Regions from separate parts of the Homo sapiens genome. Here region 1 is linked to region 2. Evidence: read pairs that join two places in POLR2A ChIA-PET (ENCODE). Cell type or tissue: CD4-positive, alpha-beta T cell. All regions are shown on one strand. Links, peaks and the distances in the headings refer to the core of each region. The heading gives the core; the rest is flanking DNA. Region 1 overlaps PCF11 (PCF11 cleavage and polyadenylation factor subunit). Region 2 holds the start of LOC124902725 (a long non-coding RNA gene).

Region 1 (4,397 bases), core at 94-4,093, 51 kb after region 2:
AGTGTATATGTTTCAAAAGATAGTGTTAATTTAAAAATTGGAAAATGTTTATTAGGTGCTATTAGTACTTTTTTTCCATCTAATTCTTACATCTCTGTGGGTTAAATACTATTATTATTTCTATTTTACAGATAAGGAAACTGAAGTTTAGAAAGGTTAACTAATCTACCTAAGGCTGCAGTCCAGGACATGCAAGAATCAGAATTCATATCTGTTTTTGCTGATTTCATATTTTGTGCTCTTAATCATTTATTTAATTACTTTTTGTGGTTACATATGCCCATTTTAACCATATCCTTTGAAAAGAATCTTTAAATATGGTCCTGAGTATTTTTTAAAAAAACATTTCAATGTAACATACTGCTTTTATGGTTTCAGCTTACAACAGGTTGATGAACATAGTAAACCTCCTCATCTGAGGCATAGGGAGAGCTGGTCAAGCACTAAAGGAATTTTATCACCTCGAGCCCCAAAGCAGCAACAGCATCGATTAAGTGTAGATGCCAATCTTCAGATTCCTAAAGAGTTAACTCTTGCAAGCAAAAGAGAATTACTTCAAAAGGTAGTTACTATGATTAATCCCATGTAGTCATCATTATCTATCGTCTATTTTTTTGGTATTTTTTTATATTTAAAATATTTTATTTCCTTTTATCACCCCTATACAGACGAGTGAACGTTTAGCATCTGGTGAAATTACACAGGATGACTTCCTTGTTGTTGTGCATCAAATTCGACAGCTATTTCAGTATCAAGAAGGTAAACATAGATGCAATGTACGGGATAGTCCTACAGAAGAAAATAAAGGTGGATTAAAAAAGAAACCTCTCTTATCTGATGCTGAATTAACCTACTATGAACATAAAGCAAAACTGAAAAGGACACAGGTTCAGCATTCATTTCCAAGACTTGATCTCTTAGATCCTGATATTTTTGACTACCCTTTGACTGATGCCTTGTTGTCTGGAATAGAATGTGAGCCATCCAAAAGTAAACATGCAAGTAGGAATAGTGGAGCACAGTTTGACAGAAAAGAACAATTTAGTGAAAGAGCAAGACGTCTTTCTCCTATATCTGGGAGTCGTACTTATGCTGAGAATCTTTCACCCCATGAGGGCCGGAGAAGACATGACGAGCAAGTCTCTGCTAAAGGTAGAAAAAGTTAAATCAGATTATGCCTATTGAATCACACAGCAGTGAAGGGAAAATGAACAAGCTAAGTGGGGATGGATTTTTGTGACTGTTCAGATTACCATTTTTTTTCCCATTTATTTTGTTATGTTTTTTCCCTTTAAGGAAAGGGAAGGGAAGGGAGCTAATATTTCTAAGGCCAGTTGTGTGTCAGGTACTTCATTAGGTATTTTTTATATGTAATTTGATTTAATCCTCACAACAATACAATGAAGTGTATATTCTCCCTATTTTACAGATAGGAAATAAAAGAGAGGTTAAATAACTTGCTCTCAAAATGAAATAATTAGTATGTTGATAGGATGGTAATTTTTTTGTTACTCAGGTGTGTCTGACTCTAGAGGGCATCCTCTTATCTGCTGCTTTACGCTGTCGGTCTCTCCTGCCCCTCTAATGTAGTGAGATAGTTATATATTTGGATAAACATTCATACGAAAATAGAAGATTTTAAGATAACTTTAGTGAAAATAATTTTTTTCCTTTTTAAAAGGTGTGCGAGAAGAGCAGAGATCTCCATTCAATGATCGTTTTCCACTTAAGCGACCTCGATATGAAGATTCAGATAAACCATTTGTAGATAGTCCAGCATCAAGATTCGCCGGCCTGGATACAAATCAGCGACTTACAGCTTTAGCTGAAGACAGACCGTTATTTGATGGACCTAGTAGGCCATCAGTAGCAAGAGATGGCCCAACGAAGATGATTTTTGAAGGACCCAATAAATTAAGCCCTCGAATTGATGGACCTCCCACACCAGCTTCTCTTCGGTTTGATGGGTCACCAGGACAAATGGGGGGAGGAGGCCCTTTGAGATTTGAGGGGCCACAAGGTCAGCTAGGAGGTGGGTGTCCTTTGAGATTTGAAGGTCCTCCAGGACCAGTGGGGACACCTCTGCGGTTTGAGGGCCCAATTGGTCAAGCAGGAGGAGGTGGTTTTCGGTTTGAAGGTTCCCCTGGTCTGAGGTTTGAGGGATCTCCAGGTGGTTTGAGATTTGAGGGACCAGGAGGCCAGCCTGTGGGTGGTCTGAGGTTTGAGGGACATCGTGGTCAACCTGTGGGTGGTCTAAGGTTTGAGGGACCTCATGGTCAGCCTGTGGGTGGACTTAGATTTGATAATCCCCGAGGTCAGCCTGTAGGTGGACTTAGATTTGAGGGGGGTCATGGTCCATCAGGGGCTGCGATTAGGTTTGATGGACCTCATGGTCAGCCAGGAGGTGGAATCAGATTTGAGGGCCCTTTGCTACAGCAAGGGGTTGGAATGAGGTTTGAGGGCCCCCATGGTCAGTCAGTAGCTGGTCTGAGATTTGAGGGACAACATAATCAACTTGGTGGGAACCTTAGGTTTGAGGGTCCACATGGTCAGCCAGGGGTTGGTATCAGGTTTGAAGGCCCTTTAGTCCAACAAGGAGGTGGAATGAGGTTTGAGGGTCCTTCTGTACCAGGAGGTGGCCTGAGAATTGAAGGGCCTCTGGGTCAAGGTGGTCCAAGATTTGAAGGTTGTCATGCTTTAAGGTTTGATGGGCAGCCAGGTCAGCCGTCACTCTTGCCAAGATTTGATGGATTACATGGTCAGCCAGGTCCTAGATTTGAAAGGACTCCTGGTCAGCCAGGCCCTCAGAGGTTTGATGGACCACCTGGACAGCAGGTTCAACCCAGATTTGACGGTGTACCTCAAAGATTTGATGGTCCACAACATCAGCAAGCATCAAGGTTTGATATTCCTCTTGGTCTTCAAGGCACAAGATTTGACAATCATCCTTCACAAAGGCTTGAATCAGTATCTTTCAATCAGACTGGTCCATATAATGATCCACCTGGCAATGCTTTTAATGCCCCATCCCAAGGACTACAGTTCCAAAGACATGAACAAATATTTGATTCACCTCAAGGACCAAATTTTAATGGACCACATGGCCCTGGAAACCAGAGTTTCTCTAATCCACTTAACAGAGCTTCTGGACACTATTTTGATGAAAAAAATCTTCAGAGTTCTCAATTTGGAAACTTTGGCAATATACCTGCTCCAATGACAGTAGGAAATATTCAGGCATCTCAACAGGTAAGTCTGTTATTCTAAAATTGCGTTGTATGCAGATAAGTTAACCATTTTTTAATGTTTCTAGGAGGGTTTTCAGGACATAGTTTATTGTGTAGATTGGAAAGAAGTTTTTAATGTACTCTAAAGCCACATGCTAAGGAAGTGGGATGAGCATCTTTTGGGGATGAAATTTGCAACTTAAATCCAAAATTGATTTTAGCTCTTTCAGGATCTAGGGAAATATCTCAATCAAACCCCCACCTCCAGCTCTGTTTTTTCTTTTTCCTTTTTTTTTGCTTTAAAGCTTTTGAGATATTATACAATTGTGTGTCATAGACCTCTACATTGCAGAACTGTTGAGCCCTGACGTGCTTTAAGGTAGCCATAGAATTGATTGAACTGTTCTTTGACCAAGAATTTCCTTAACCTGAGTTAAATAAGAAGATCAAATTGTGTCCCTGCTTTCACAGTCTACAATTCTTTTTTTTTGGTCCTTTTTTCCTACTTTTTACCACCTTTCCAGTCACTTCAGTTAAACACAATTGTTTGATATTAATGACAACATAGCGAATAGCCTTCCAAATACACTCTGGTTACGAAACATGCACTGTTACCTGTTGGTATTCTTTCACACTTGTTCTGTATACATTTTAAAATGCATACTGAGACAACTTTAAGGCAGTATGTTTACAATTTGTGATTAATTCGGTTGGTTTTGAATGACTACTTTTGCTTGCGTGCTGAAATTCTCCTAGGCTGAGTTTTACTTCTTTTCCAGGTGCAGACATTTTCTTACTATGACAGATTTATTTTATAGTAGTAAGATTGCATGGAAGAAAATACAAAATAAGAAAGATTTTAAAAGTACATTAGGAACATTATTGATAGAAAGTAGTCCTTCTGTTCATCTCTAATGGTACGAAAAAACAGTTGGCTTGCCTAGATTTACTCTACTGTATATCCTTGAAAGAAATGATACTCTTATTGACAGATACTCTAGAATGGTACTTACTTAGTCTTGTTTCTACATTACACAGAATCGGTGGGGTTTTTATTATGTGTACTCACTACCAAAAGTCCACATGTATACTGAACAAGGATTATAAATGGATATTTATTCACATACCAGCAATATGTAGAAGTCCTGCCTCCCTCTGGACTGCAAATGC
Region 2 (4,397 bases), core at 164-4,163:
GCCTGCCTGGAAAGTATCTCAGCTGTAAAAGAGATCCCATTGTATTCCAAGTATCATTCATGTCTGTGCTCTTTCACCACTAGACTGAAAGCTTCTTGAAAAGAAGAACCATACATCACTTCATCATCGCCACTATCACAATGACTAGCGCACGACAAGTGTTCAGTAAAAGTTTATTGACTTGAACAGTTAGATGATTTTCTTTAAGCAATCAGATACTTATGAGATGTAAATGCCACGATCTGCCATCTTTTCTAAAAGGTAGACTATTTTGATTTGTGTCCTCATCACACGAAGCAATTTAAGAAAGAAAAAACAGGATGGTGAGTGTAAAAACTACAGCCGCAGAATTCAGGAGCAGGCTGTTTTCTTTGATGGTGTTTGGTTTTCCAGGGCATGAGAGAAGAATTCAAAACTTTCTACAAACACTTGCCTCTCCACAGAACTGACAGGGCTAAGTGTGAAACAGACTCTGCACTTTATCCTGTGAAATGTTTTACTAGATGGCTCTTGTTTCTAGCTCCATTTAGACTGCTCAGAGCAGAAGCTGGCCCCCGCCTGTTTGCCCCCTGGAGGATTCCCATCACATGTCAGTGATGTATGTGTTCCCACTAGCTCTAGTGACCTGCCTCTGCGATGTGCTGCAAACACTACACTCAACGGCAAAGCGTCCAGCCTCTGGAAAACCGGTATTGAGAGACTTTCCAGAGCATTAAGAGCTCTTAAAGGACACTCTAAAGTTACTGGGAATTTTCTAGAACAGTGCTTAAAGCAACATTTAGTTTCCTGAATCTGCAAGAAAGGCACTCTTTTATTGGTCTCCCCTAATTTCCCAGCTTCTCTGAAAGCATGAGTCAGCCAATGGAAGAACAGTGGGGAGGTGAGTATATCAATTTAGACTCAATCTTTGGGCTTAGCAACTTAGAATCTGGCGAATTCCTTTCCTAGGATCACTTGGACAAAGCAGAAAGGTGTAATGGAAATAGCACAGATAGAAAGCAGATTAACCTGAGTTTAAAACTAGCTTCTGTCAACAACCAGTCACATGACCTTAGGCAAATTACTTAATTTCTTAAAGGCTTTGTGTCCTCATTTTGCAATATTCTTGTGAAAATTTGGTAGGCCATCATCAGCACAGTTCCAGGGACAATAAACTTTTTTTTTTTTTTTTTTTTTTGAGAGATAGGGTCTTGCTCTGTTGCCCAGGCTGGGATATAGTAGCACAATCATGGCTTACTGTAGCCTCAAACTCCTGGGTTCAAGCCATCCCCCCACCTCAGCCTCCCAAGTAGCTGTAACTACAGGCATGTGTCACCATGCTCGATTACTTTTTAAAAAATTTCTTGGCTGGGCATGGTGGCTCATGTCTATAATCCCGGCACTTTGGGAGGCCAAGGTGGGTGGATCACCTGAGGTCAGGGGTTTGGGACCAGTCTGGCCAACATAGTGAAATCCCACTACTAAAAGTACAAAAAAATAGCCAGGTGTGGTGGCACGCCCCTGTAGTCCCAGCCACTTGGGAGGCTGAGGCAGGAGAATCGCTTGAACCGGGGGCGGAGGTTGCAGTGAGTAGAGATCATGCCACTGCACTTCCAGCCTGGGCAACAGAGCGAGACTCTGTCTCAAAAAAAATTTTTTTTTGGTACAGATAGGGTCTCACTCTTTTGCCCTGGCTGGTCTCAAGTCCTGGTCTCAAATGATCCTCCCACCTTGGTCTCCCAAAGTGCTGGATTTACAGACATCAGCCACCACATCCAGCCTCCAGCAACAATAAATCTTGTTGAACAAAATGAGTGAATAACATACTTAAGATGACAAGCATGTAGAGGAGCTTAATAAATATTAATTCTTCATCTGGATAAAGGCCAGAATTTTAAAATAAATACATAAATAAATAAATATTCATTATCTTCCCACTCTCTGCCCTACTCACCTTCAGTTCAGGCTATACGTAGCCCTTCAGCGAATTTTTCCCCTTCAAGGTCACTTCCAAAGGTCACCAAGACCTATTTTTAACCAGAAAAAAAAAATAATAAAAAATAAACAAGAATTAATGAAAGCACCAGCCTGGCCAACATGGCAAAACCCCGTCTCTACTAAAAATACAAAAACTAGCTGGGCGTGGTGGCACACGACTGTAATCCCAGCTACTCAGAAGGCTGAGGCAGGAGAATCACTTGAACCCGGGAGTCGGAGGTTGCAGTGAGCCGAGATCACGCCACTGCACTCCAGCCTGGGTGACAGCGAGATTCTGTCTCAAAAAAAAAAAAAAAAAAAGAATTATTGAAAGCAAAGAGGAAACATGAAGTGGAAATGTATTCACTTTCGGTTTCTAAGCCCCTAAAGATGGCCTTGTTTTTCTGTTTGTTTGGTCAAGAATGGACCTATCCATGTTGTTTAACAGAGAAAAAGTTTAATTTTTATTTTAAAGCCCATTTATCTATAGTGTTGCAAAATGGGTTTCAGATAAACAACAGACAGCAGCCATTGCCAAACAGTGCATTCGAAACTTTTATACTTTTCTTATGAAGTCACCATGGCTCAGTAGTTCAGTACATGACTTCAACCTCTGACCAACCTAGATTAGAGTCCAAACTTGTCACTTACTTTCCTTATGGGCTTGGGCAATTTTCTTAATCTGTCTGACCCTCAGTGTGCTCGTCTGCAAAATGTGGCTAACAAGGGTGCTCACCTCATGATTTTCATAAGGATTAAATGAAGTAATTGGCATGCCTACTGCGATGCCTGACACAAGGTTCCTGTCAACTAATTGTAGCTATTATTATCATCATCTCATTAATATAAACCCATGAGGTAGCTACTTCTATTTTACAGGGAAAGAAACAGAATCTTGGATGATGAATATAAAAATATTCAGTACAGCAGGGTGCGGTGGCTCATGCCTATAATCCCAGCACTTTGGGAGGCCAAGACGAGTGGATCGCTTGAGGTCAGGGGATTGAGACCAGCCTGGCCAACATAGCGAAACCTGGTCTCTACTAAAGATACAAAAATTAGCTGGGCATGGTGGCACGCACCTGTAGTCCCAGCTACTTGGGAGGCTGAGGCAGGAGAATCACTTGAACATGGGAGGCGGAGATTGCAGTGAGCCAAGATTGTGCCACTGCACTCCAGTCTGGGTGACAGAGCAAGACTCCATCTCAAAAACAAAAAGAAAAACAAAACAAACAAACAAATGAACAAACAAAAAATATAAAAATATTTAGTACATCACCAAGCAAATAGTAAAAACCCATAGGTGAGCTTAAAAAGAAATTCAACAGTCTCCAACCTGCAGATCAGGAGTACTGACCCTCTATTCTTTGTAAGCATTTTGTGTAGGAAGAAGAAACTGAAAACAGCCTGTTAACTTGTCTGTCTGTCCTTATCTGTTAGGAGGAAATGGTCAGAGTTCCTGTACAGCTAGTATGTAGGCACTGCAGTTGTTCAGTAAGTACTTGTTAATCAAATAAATGGAGGGGTGAGCACCCAGGAGCTCTGGTCTGGATGTTCCCAGTCAGGAGCTGCACCCACACTCATTTCTGCTCCCATCGCCCTATCTTCATTGCTACTTCATTCCTCACCTTAAAGCTTCAGGAAAATCCACAGAAGGTCTTCATTGGAAGATGAGAGGATGTAAACAAAAACCTGAGCCTTCCTTGAGATGTCAACCCTGAAAATTATATCCAAAGTTCAAAAAAATTGAGAAACTGTGGTAGACTATTAAAGTTGGGCACTAGAAAGACTGTAACATTCCTGTGGATGAGCAGGTCTCATGTTGCTTTAGAAAGAAACATGTTTAAAGTCTGAATAAATCAATGGTTAAGCTTTGGAGACCTTAGTTTAAACAAACATATCTTGACCTACAACAGGAATATAAACATGACCCTAAAAACACATTTGCAAATGATTTTCTTGGCCACAGACATAGAAGAGTACAAAACTATGATCCCCAAAAGAATCCTTAAGTTTGGATTTTATTTTGTAAAATAAATTTGAGAGTCCTCTTAGGGATCATAGTTTTGAACTGTTTTATGTCTGCAACAGAAGAAAACATATAGGAAAGAAATGTAAAAATTTAAACATGAAAGCATGTTTGTGTATTTCAAAGAGAGAAACATTAGTCTAGAAGGGAGAAAATGAAAGTCTGTAATAGTGGCTTTAGGGTCAGACAATCCTAGGCTAGAATGCTAGAATTCTGGCCCAGTCAATTACTCGTAGGTGAGGCTGAGCAAGTCATACACATATACAACTACACACACACACACATACACACTCACACACACGATTGTAAGATTAGATGGTTACTGTTAAGTACTTATCACAATGATGCATAGTACACAGAATGTCCTCAGTAAATAATCTTTTTTTCCGCTTTTTTATTTTTATTTTTAAAG

What was found. ChIA-PET counts read pairs that join two places held together with the same protein. Peaks named below come from ENCODE experiments on the same cell type or tissue, not always from the same donor. Only the 100,000 strongest peaks of a DNase experiment are listed, where the experiment ranks them.
Region 1: POLR2A ChIA-PET joins it to region 2 with 5 read pairs; 25 of 35 experiments call an interaction of 5 or more read pairs at or near these places.

Annotation. Positions count from the first base shown.
Region 1 is chr11:83,166,747-83,171,143 of GRCh38, forward strand. PCF11 (PCF11 cleavage and polyadenylation factor subunit) reads left to right here. Exons shown (of 16, transcript NM_001346413.3): 6 at 379-562; 7 at 669-1,152; 8 at 1,682-3,249. Among named protein-coding and RNA genes, the nearest start is that of PCF11, 12 kb to the left of the region's middle. RefSeq lists an enhancer at 1-889. In CD4-positive, alpha-beta T cell, for the core only: no CTCF peak of the experiment used is centred there; no DNase peak of the experiment used is centred there; H3K4me3 peaks cover 1,008 bases.
Region 2 is chr11:83,115,192-83,119,588 of GRCh38, forward strand. It overlaps LOC124902725 (a long non-coding RNA gene), which reads right to left and starts at 2,073. Exons shown (of 2, transcript XR_007062802.1): 1 at 1,934-2,073. In CD4-positive, alpha-beta T cell, for the core only: no CTCF peak of the experiment used is centred there; a DNase peak (open chromatin) is centred at 2,340; H3K4me3 peaks cover 1,601 bases; H3K27ac peaks cover 2,235 bases.